2 separate regions of the Homo sapiens genome follow, and region 1 is linked to region 2. Evidence: read pairs that join two places in POLR2A ChIA-PET (ENCODE). Cell type or tissue: PC-9. All regions are shown on one strand. Each heading gives the region's core, and the rest is flanking DNA. Links, peaks and the distances in the headings are about the cores only.

What was found. ChIA-PET counts read pairs that join two places held together with the same protein. Peaks named below come from ENCODE experiments on the same cell type or tissue, not always from the same donor. Only the 100,000 strongest peaks of a DNase experiment are listed, where the experiment ranks them.
Region 1: POLR2A ChIA-PET joins it to region 2 with 6 read pairs; 2 of 35 experiments call an interaction of 5 or more read pairs at or near these places.

The regions. Positions count from the first base shown.
Region 1 is chr3:193,881,562-193,885,832 of GRCh38, reverse strand. It overlaps LOC105374286 (a long non-coding RNA gene), which reads right to left. Exons shown (of 5, transcript XR_001741076.2): 5 at 4,093-4,271. Among named protein-coding and RNA genes, the nearest start is that of LINC02038, 40 kb to the right of the region's middle. RefSeq lists an enhancer at 1,801-3,000. In PC-9, for the core only: no CTCF peak of the experiment used is centred there; DNase peaks (open chromatin) are centred at 2,102 and 2,532; H3K27ac peaks cover 2,500 bases.
Region 2 is chr3:194,262,642-194,266,912 of GRCh38, reverse strand. No RefSeq gene overlaps it. Among named protein-coding and RNA genes, the nearest start is that of LINC02048, 12 kb to the left of the region's middle. In PC-9, for the core only: no CTCF peak of the experiment used is centred there; no DNase peak of the experiment used is centred there.

The DNA of each region.
Region 1 (4,271 bases), core at 1,040-3,539, 380 kb after region 2:
GCTTGAGCCCACTCGCCCAACTCCTGAGATCTTATCGGGAAGCTGCTGCCTACCAGGTTCGGGTGTTTTCTTTTCTTTTCTTTTCTTTGTTTTTTTTTTTTGAGATGGAGTCTCACTCTATTGCCCAGGCTGGAGTGCAGTGGCGTGATCTTGGCTCACTGCAAGCTCCACCTCCCGAGTTTGCGCCATTCTCTTACCTCAGCCTCCTGAGTAGCTGGGACTACAGGTGCCCACCACCACGCCTGGCTAATTTTTTTGTATTTTTAGTAGAGACGGGGTTTCACCATGTTGGCCAGGATGGTCTTGATCTCCTGACCTCGTGATCTGCCCGCCTGGGCCTCCCAAAGTGCTGGGATTACAGGCGTGAGCCACCGTGCCCGGCCAGGTGTTTTCTATCTATTGGGAGACTGCCTTTCCCTGGTGCTGGGTGCGATCAGTTATTATTTTAGGGAGCAGTGGAACAACTTCCTGACCATCACCTGATGGTTGTCTGACGTTCCTGGGGTGGGGGTGGGGGTCTGCCCTGCTTATGTCTGCCTAACTACCTACTGTTAACAAGTTAATCAGATAAATTTAGTAAGCTTTCAAAAGTTTGTATAAAAATAATCCTTAGTTAAATTTAGAACACAAAATTAAGTTCAAGTGAGAACTTTTCTAAACACAGAAAACAGTTTTAACTCTTCAAAGAATACATTGCCACTTACTCTAAACAACATAATATCAATACAATTGTTATTCCAAGATTATTAAACATATATCAGAAGGTATGCAGAGCTCAGATGGTACTTGTGGGTATGCCTGGGCTTGCTCTTTCTTTCTTTGTCTGCCTGGTGAACTTCTCTGCAGACTCAAGGACAAGGTCTTCGGGACTCTTCTGAGAAGTCAGCCCTACTCCTTCTCCTCCACCCGTCACTGCCCTGCAGTATTCTGGAGCTGTGGTTCTCACACTTTAGAGGACATCAGAATGAGGAGGGCTTATTAAAACACAGATTGCCAGCGCCACCCCAGGAGGTTCTGCTTCAGTAGTCTGGGTGGGGCTCCAGGATCTGTATGTCCCACAAGTTCCCAGCTGACTCTGCTGCTGCTTGCTCAGTGACTACACTTGGAGAACCACTGCCCCAGAGAAAACTCCTCTCTCGTCTGTGCTGCCCTGGCCTATTCAGTCATTTTATTTTGACTTGGGCCGAGCAGAGAATTTCTGTATCTTCTCAAGGGTCTGTGATCTTCTCGAAGAGAGAGTCCTGTTTTCAGGCCTTGGAGAAGGGTAATAGCAGAGAGTTGAGGGGCTTCCTGGGAGAGGGCTGTGGCTGATCCAGGGCTGAGGAGTCTATCCAGTAACAAAGGTGTAGTCACAGGTCTCTGAAAACTGCATCCCAACCCCAGTCCCTGCTGGACTCACAGGCTCAGTGGAAAGTAGAGAGCTGTAAACACAGAGGTAGTTAAAAAAAAAAAAAAGTAATGGCAGAAGCTGCCCTCTCTGCGACCCTGTAAGAAAGCATGAAACGAGGCAGAGAAGCGTCTTTTCATACTCCCAGACAAACCTCGCTTTTGTCATCCCAAGGAATTTAGGCCATTACTCACAATGCCTGAATGAGATGATGGTGCCCGACAGAGCCGGGCATCATCAAGGGCTGTGCTGCCCAATCCAGTAGTCATTGGCTACATGTGGCTGTATGTATGTAAATATAAATTACTTAGAACTAAAGAAAACCACACTAGTTTCATTTCAGGTGCTCAGTGGTCACAGATGGCTCACGGCCACCCTGCTGGACAGTTCAACTCTAGGACATGTCTATCATTGCAGAAAGTTCAGTCGGCTAGCACTACTGGAGGGACTTGGACAATGATGCCGCAAGAGCAAGATGGTACACAGGAAACCCGATGTAACGTGTTTGTGCCCCTCTCCCTGCATGCTGTTCTGTCCAAGAATTTGCAAAGACTGGCATACCCCACAGAATGATGCCTGGGAGCATATGATGCCTCTGCTTCTCCTTTTTCCTGTTCTCATGAGCCAGAACTTTAGTGCCAAGTGTGGTTGGGGTACCCGTGAGTCAGAAGAACACTGTTGGAGCTGAGAGTAGGATTGCCCCTGGTCAGGGGTGAGTCACTCTCTGGACTCCAAAAGGTCCAAGGGTCCTTAACATGGGGCTGAATGCCTGCCCAATGCCAAGGCTGTCGAGTCATACTTTTTCTTTTGTTCTTTTTTTTCTTTTTTGGAGATGGAGTGTTGCTCTGTTGCCTGGGCTGGAGTGCAGTGGCACAATCTCAGCTCACTGAAACCTCTGCCTCCTGGTTTCAAGCAATCCTCCCCCTCAGCCTCCCGAGTAGCTGGGATTACAGGTGCCCGCCACCACGCCTAGCTAATTTTTGTATTTTTAGTAGAGATGGGGTTTTGCCATATTGGCCAGGCTGGTCTTGAACTCCTGACCTCAGGTGATCTGCCCGCCTTGGCCTCCCATGGTGCTGGGATTCCAGGTGCGAGCCACCACGCCCAGCTGAGTCATGCTCTTTCTATTTCGGTCAGTGTTACTTGTGCCTCACCTTGCTTCTTCTGCCGCAGGAACCTCCCCTCCCCTCTCATACGCAGCGTGCATGCCTTTCTCTTGTCATTGCTCTTTGAAAGACAGCCTATGCATTTGAGTTAGGATTTGGGAATTTAAAAGGATGGCAAGTGAAAAAGCAGAGTTGGGTTATCTGGATCAATGATAGAGTCTCCAAGACCTGGTCTGGGGCTCTATATTCAGTAATGAGGTTTCCTAGCCTCCCCTGGTGACACACCCAGGTCTGATAAATCTCTCACCATAGACAAGTTTCCCAGCAGTAGGGAGCTTAAATGTTCCTTTACCTAATTCTTCCATAACTCATCATAAAATGGGAAAAAAAATTCTAATTTCCTCCTGGCTGGCTAAAACCTAAGAGAGATGGAAGGAAAAGGTGTTCCAGGGTGCTTTTGAGGTTGCACGTGGACCTGAGTTTTAGCAGATGGGCCTTTGCCTGCCTCTGCCATGGGGGCTCGCAGCTCCTCAGGCCTCGGTATCACAGAGGTCTTAGTCAACGGGTGGGTAACAAAACATGGACGCTGCTTTGGCACACAGGGCACACTGAGGGGAGGGAGAACAGTGTAAGAGAAGCATGCTCAGCCAGATAGTTGAAGGACGTCCCTCGTAAGCCCAAGCTGTGCCCACAATTGGGCTTTTAAAAGGTCTAGAATGGGTGGTGGTGGGCAACCAGAAGTTTGTTTGTATGAGAGCCAGGGAGATTAATTATTTTAAGAGGACAGGAATGAGGGCACTATAAGCTTGAATTGGTCAGTGCAAGGCCTAAGCTGGGATATGGGAGGAAATCCCACATGCATGGCGCTGTCTGCCAGTCAGGTTTGTCTCCCAATCCAGATTGTGGAGGGAAGGAGGAGGGTGAGAGCAGAGCTGCTACAGGCATCCTGTAAAAGCTGTTTGACTCCAAACTCCGTGAAACATGGAGCCCAGGCAGCACACTGATTGGGGAATTCTCTGGCCAACTGTGACGAAGTAAGATGTTGAGCAGAGGCATTCTTCCAGAGTTTCCCGCAGAACCCACATGGCTTTGGCCCTTGGAGAGCTCCAGGCCATCAGAGATGGTGCAGGAATGGGGTAGGAGACAGAGGAAGCCCTGCAGGAAGCCAGCAAAAACCTCACCTACCTTGAGAACTCAGCAATGCCGGAAGAGATTGAGATTCCTAGAGAATGGAGGAGCCGGGAACAAAGGAGAAGGATGGGATCCAGGAACAGGCCAAGAGAACCAGCTCGATGCTTCTTCCTCTCCCTTCTAGAAAATTCTGTTCAGAAGCCATTAGGTAAGGTAGAGCAAGGCAGGCCTCTGTAGCTGAGTGGGGAGGAAGTAGCGTGCCCAGAGCAGGAGGGTGGAGTCCACCGGGGTGAGATAGAGGCTCACACAAGGGCGGTGGTCCAGTGTGAGGTTGCCCATGTGGAGCGAGGAGGGTGCCAACATAGGAGGGGGCAGCCCAGCATGTGTCGGAGACCAAAGCAGGGTCCGAAGGGGGTCCTGTCCAGGGAGGATGTCCTGGCACGGAGACTCAGACCCTCAGTGGGGTGAGGAGGGGTCTACACAGAAGGTGGCCCAGGGCAGGATGGCAGAACTAGAGGGGTGAGGAGAGTGTCTATTGCAAGGGCACCTTGCGCTTGGAGTCAGTGCCCTGGGGAAGTGGGAAGGGCATCCACATGGAGGGTGGCCCAGGGCAGGATGCTGCTGTCCAGGCAATGGAAGGAAGGTGT
Region 2 (4,271 bases), core at 569-3,068:
CCCAGAGCCTGAGGATGTCCCAGCTCAGACTATTCACTCCTCTTGGAGCCTCGGGCTCTGCATCTTTCAAAGGGGACTCTGCGTTTTTCAGCGTTCTGTAGCAGTGAATGACAAGATGGAAGACAGGGAGGTTGCGGATGAGTGCTCTGATAGAAGGCTTCTGCCTGGAAACAAGCACTCTCCGAGGAGAGTTGCTAAGCTCTGTTTTGCAGCTAATATCACAACACCCTTTGGAGGGGGCACCTATAAACCTGACCTCAGAACCATGGAATCAGAGACAGCTGGACTCAAGAGCCAGCTTGTCCAACCTCTCCCTTAAAGGAAGAGTTTGCTCTCCAAAGTACTCAGACTCTTTTCCTCCCTCCATCTTTATCTTCTATCCCCTTCCCTCTTTTTCTTCCTCCCTTCCACACATACTTCGGCGCACCAACTGTCAGGCACTGCGCTGGGTGCTGTGTCTGCAGCAGGGAATGGAGACAGATGTGGGGTGCTCCCCTCACAGAGTTCAAAGTCTAGCACTTGAAAGTTTCTGCAAGCGATCTCTGTTGAATACCCCTGATAACAGGATGCTCACTACCTTCTGAGACAGCCTATTTTGTGGGTTATTTTTTCCTTATTTAAACTCTGTCTCTGTTATGCTTATTCAGGCCCCTGGAGCTATATAGTGTAAGTCTGACTCCGTTTCCTATGTCACAGCCCTTGAAACTTGGGAAAATAAACACATTATACCTAGCAAGTATTCTCACTCTCCAAGTTGCACTTGTGAAAGGGAAGCTGGTTCTCCATGAAGTTAAATTTCATGAGGTCCTGATAGCCCAGGACAGGCTCTAATCTGGGTGCCTGGGCTCTGTTTCTGGTGCACCTGGGGCCGAGGGAAGCTGTGTGGTAGAGACTCATGAGGGGACACCGGCAAAGGTTCTCAGGTGGTGAGAGAGGCGGGCTTCAGTGGAGCAAGGGGGTCCGTCGGTCTGGAAGGTGGGGTGTATGTAAGGCAGGCTCTGGCCATCTGCCCAGGACAAGCCTGAGCTCCAGCGTTTCTGCTCTGATTCACAGCTTCCTCTCTTCCCAAAGGAATCCCCTTTACAGTTCTCGCAGCCTGACCTCAGCATCCCTGTGAATGTCGACGGACAGCTGCGCAGAGTGCAGCCACCGCGGCAGCTCTGCCGGGTGCCAGCTGGACGTGCTTGGCGGCCAGGCCCTGGGAGCCACCTCTCGGGATGTCAGAGGAGAGCTGCAGGCCGCCCTTCCGTCAGCAGGAAGCCCAGCCACAAACACTTGGACAGGAACCCGAGTGCTGGCCAGCTGAGCAAGCTCTGGTTTCTCTTGCGTCTGAGGGTTTGGCCCAGGGCAGAGGAAGGCGAGCCAGGTGCTGCAGGCTGCACTGCCGGGGCCGCGGACTCCCCCTTGGGCTGGGAATGTGGGTTCAAGGGTGTGAGCGGAAAAGCATCATCCAGACTGGGGCAGAAGGAGGTGCTTCCTGGAGGAAGGGCGAGGGAGCAGGGAACACAGCGTTTACCAGCGCGAGTCCAGCTGGCTGAGAATGCGCAAAGACCCCTTTGTGATCGCGCCGGACAAAGTGTGTTCCTTGGTCCAGTCCTCAGTCCCCAGCACAGACCCTGGGAGCACGCACTGCAGTCCTCCAGCACAGACCCCGGGCTGGGGAGCACACACTGCAGTCCTCCAGCACAGACCCCGGGCTGGGGAGCACACACTGCAGTCCTCCAGCACAGACCCCGGGCCGGGGAGCACGCACTGCAGTCCTCCAGCACAGACCCCGGGCCGGGGAGCACGCACTGCAGTCCTCCAGCACAGACCCCGGGCCGGGGAGCACGCACTGCAGTCCTCCAGCACAGACCCCGGGCCAGGGAGCACACACTGCAGTCCTCCAGCACAGACCCCGGGGAGCACGCACTGCAGTCCTCCAGCACAGACCCCGGGCCGGGGAGCACGCATTGCAGTCCTCCAGCACAGACCCCAGGCTGGGGAGCACACACTGCAGTCCTCTAGCACAGACCCCGGGGACCACGCACTGCAGTCCTCCAGCACAGACCCCGGGCCGGGGAGCACACACTGCAGTCCTCCAGCACAGACCCCGGGGAGCACGCACTGCAGTCCTGTGGGGCGGGACGTCCACACATGCCCAGCTTGAAGGATGACGCTTTCGAAAATTACCAAGCTGCACTGAATGAATTTATTTAAAATAGTATGTGCTCAGCCAGGGACAAAGGCAGCTTTCCATCCAGGGCTGACATTTTTTCTTTTAAGTTCTTTTTTTTTTTTTTTTTGAGACAGAGTTTTGTTCTGTCTCCCAGGCTGGAGTGCAGTGGTGCAATCTCGGCTCACTGCAACTTCTGACTCCCTCGTTCAAGCGATTCTCCTGCCTCCGCCTCCTGAGTAGGTGGGATTACAGGCAGGCACCAGCACGCCCAGCTAATTTTTGTATTTTTAGTAGAGACAAGGTTTCACCATGTTTGCCAGGATGGTCTTGATCTCCTGACCTGTTGATCCATCCACCTCAGCATCCTAAAGTGCTGGGATTCCAGGCGTGAGCCACCACACTCGGCCTTTGCTTGTAGGTTCTATGCATGATTATCTTTGAGGCTGTCTATGTGCACATACAGCCCATACAACTGCCATGAACACCCCCCAGGTTTGCAGACAGCTTAAACTTTTCACAAGTCATTCAGGTATTTTTTTCCCTCACATTTGCTTCTCACAGCCTGCTAGGCCAGTGAGAGATGGCTGGTGTCAGGGGGACAAGGAGGTAAGCGGGTTGGCTCAAGGTCACATAGCTGAGCGGTGGCAGAGTCCCGCCCACCACAATGACTTCTGCTCCTCTGGAAAGAGACCTGAATGACTGCTTCCCACGCATCTAAGCATCCTCCACCTTATTCTGGCTCATGTGCAGGCCCGCCTGGGGGATGCGCTCCGGACTGGAGTCTGCTGCTAACACCCCATTCATTTGTCAAAGCTCAGTTTGAAAACCTCCTCCTGAGTACATCCTGCCTGTGGCTTTAGTCGCTCTCCTCGACTTGGTCACAGCTCTTTATTTGTGCCTTTTTAATAATCTACATTTTATTGTACTCCATAGCCTCTGTGGTTCTGACGCTAGTCCTGGAATCGGCAGTTTTTAAAATAAAGGGATAGATAAATATTTTAAGCTTTATGGGACATTATGATCTCTGTGGCATCCACTCAACTTTGACATTGCGGTACAGAAGTGGCCATAGACAATATGTAAATGAATGAACATGGCTGTGATTCCAATAAAACTTTATTCACAAAAACAGGTAATGAGCCAGAATTGGCCCCCAGGCCATAGTTTGCTGACCACTGCTTTAGAACTCCTCGAAGGCCAAAACTGTTATTTTTGCTTATGCAATCGCAAGCATTATCTCTACCCCAGCACCCATGTCAGGTTGACCACATTTATATTTTGTAGATATATTAGTACATATACCCTTCTAGCTCCTATATATTAATAGGAGTTCAGTGTTAATTCAATGTATGAATGAATGAGTTTTGCAAATGATACCGTTATAGAACTGGTTAGGCTTCCGTTCTGACCTTTGCCTGCGGTGATATAATGCGGTGAGTGCAGTCTCATAGAAGGGAACGCATAGGCCTGGTTTGAGCACCAGTTCTGCCGCTTTCTAGCTGTGAAAACTTGGGCATGTAACTGGCTCTTTCAGTCTTAGCTCTCAGTTTGCCCATTTGAGATATGCGGTGATACCTCACTCAAAGGGTTGTCATAGGATAAACAGAGAGTGGAAAGCTTGGGGCCCAGGGCTGGGTACACAGTAGGTGCTGATGAGGTGGTGGGAATTGCTACCTGGAAGAATGCATTGTTACTACTGAAAGCCACTTGCGCTGAGGGTCAAGTTCCAGGTTGGGCCTCAGCATCTTCTTGCCCTGTGACACGTGAAGATACTGTGGGAATAAGTGGAAAGATAGCCCTTAATCTGGAAAAAGGAGGCTCCTATAAACCCAGGCAGTCTTGCCAAAGTGTCTCCTCCATTGCCACTCTTGTAGGCACCTAAACACACTGTCCAAAATGACCTCTTCATCTTCACCCTCCGCCTCTCAAACTGCTCTTTCTTCTCCATCTCCCAAGGTCTCAAGCCAGAAACCTGAACGTCCTCTGCATCAGAATTGCTCCCTTCACCTCAGGACCAGCAACCATCAAAGTAGCCACCATTTCCGAGCAGCTCCATGGTCCTGCCTGCTCCGAGTTTTGCATCTGTGCCCTTGCAGTAGCTGCTTCTCGTAGC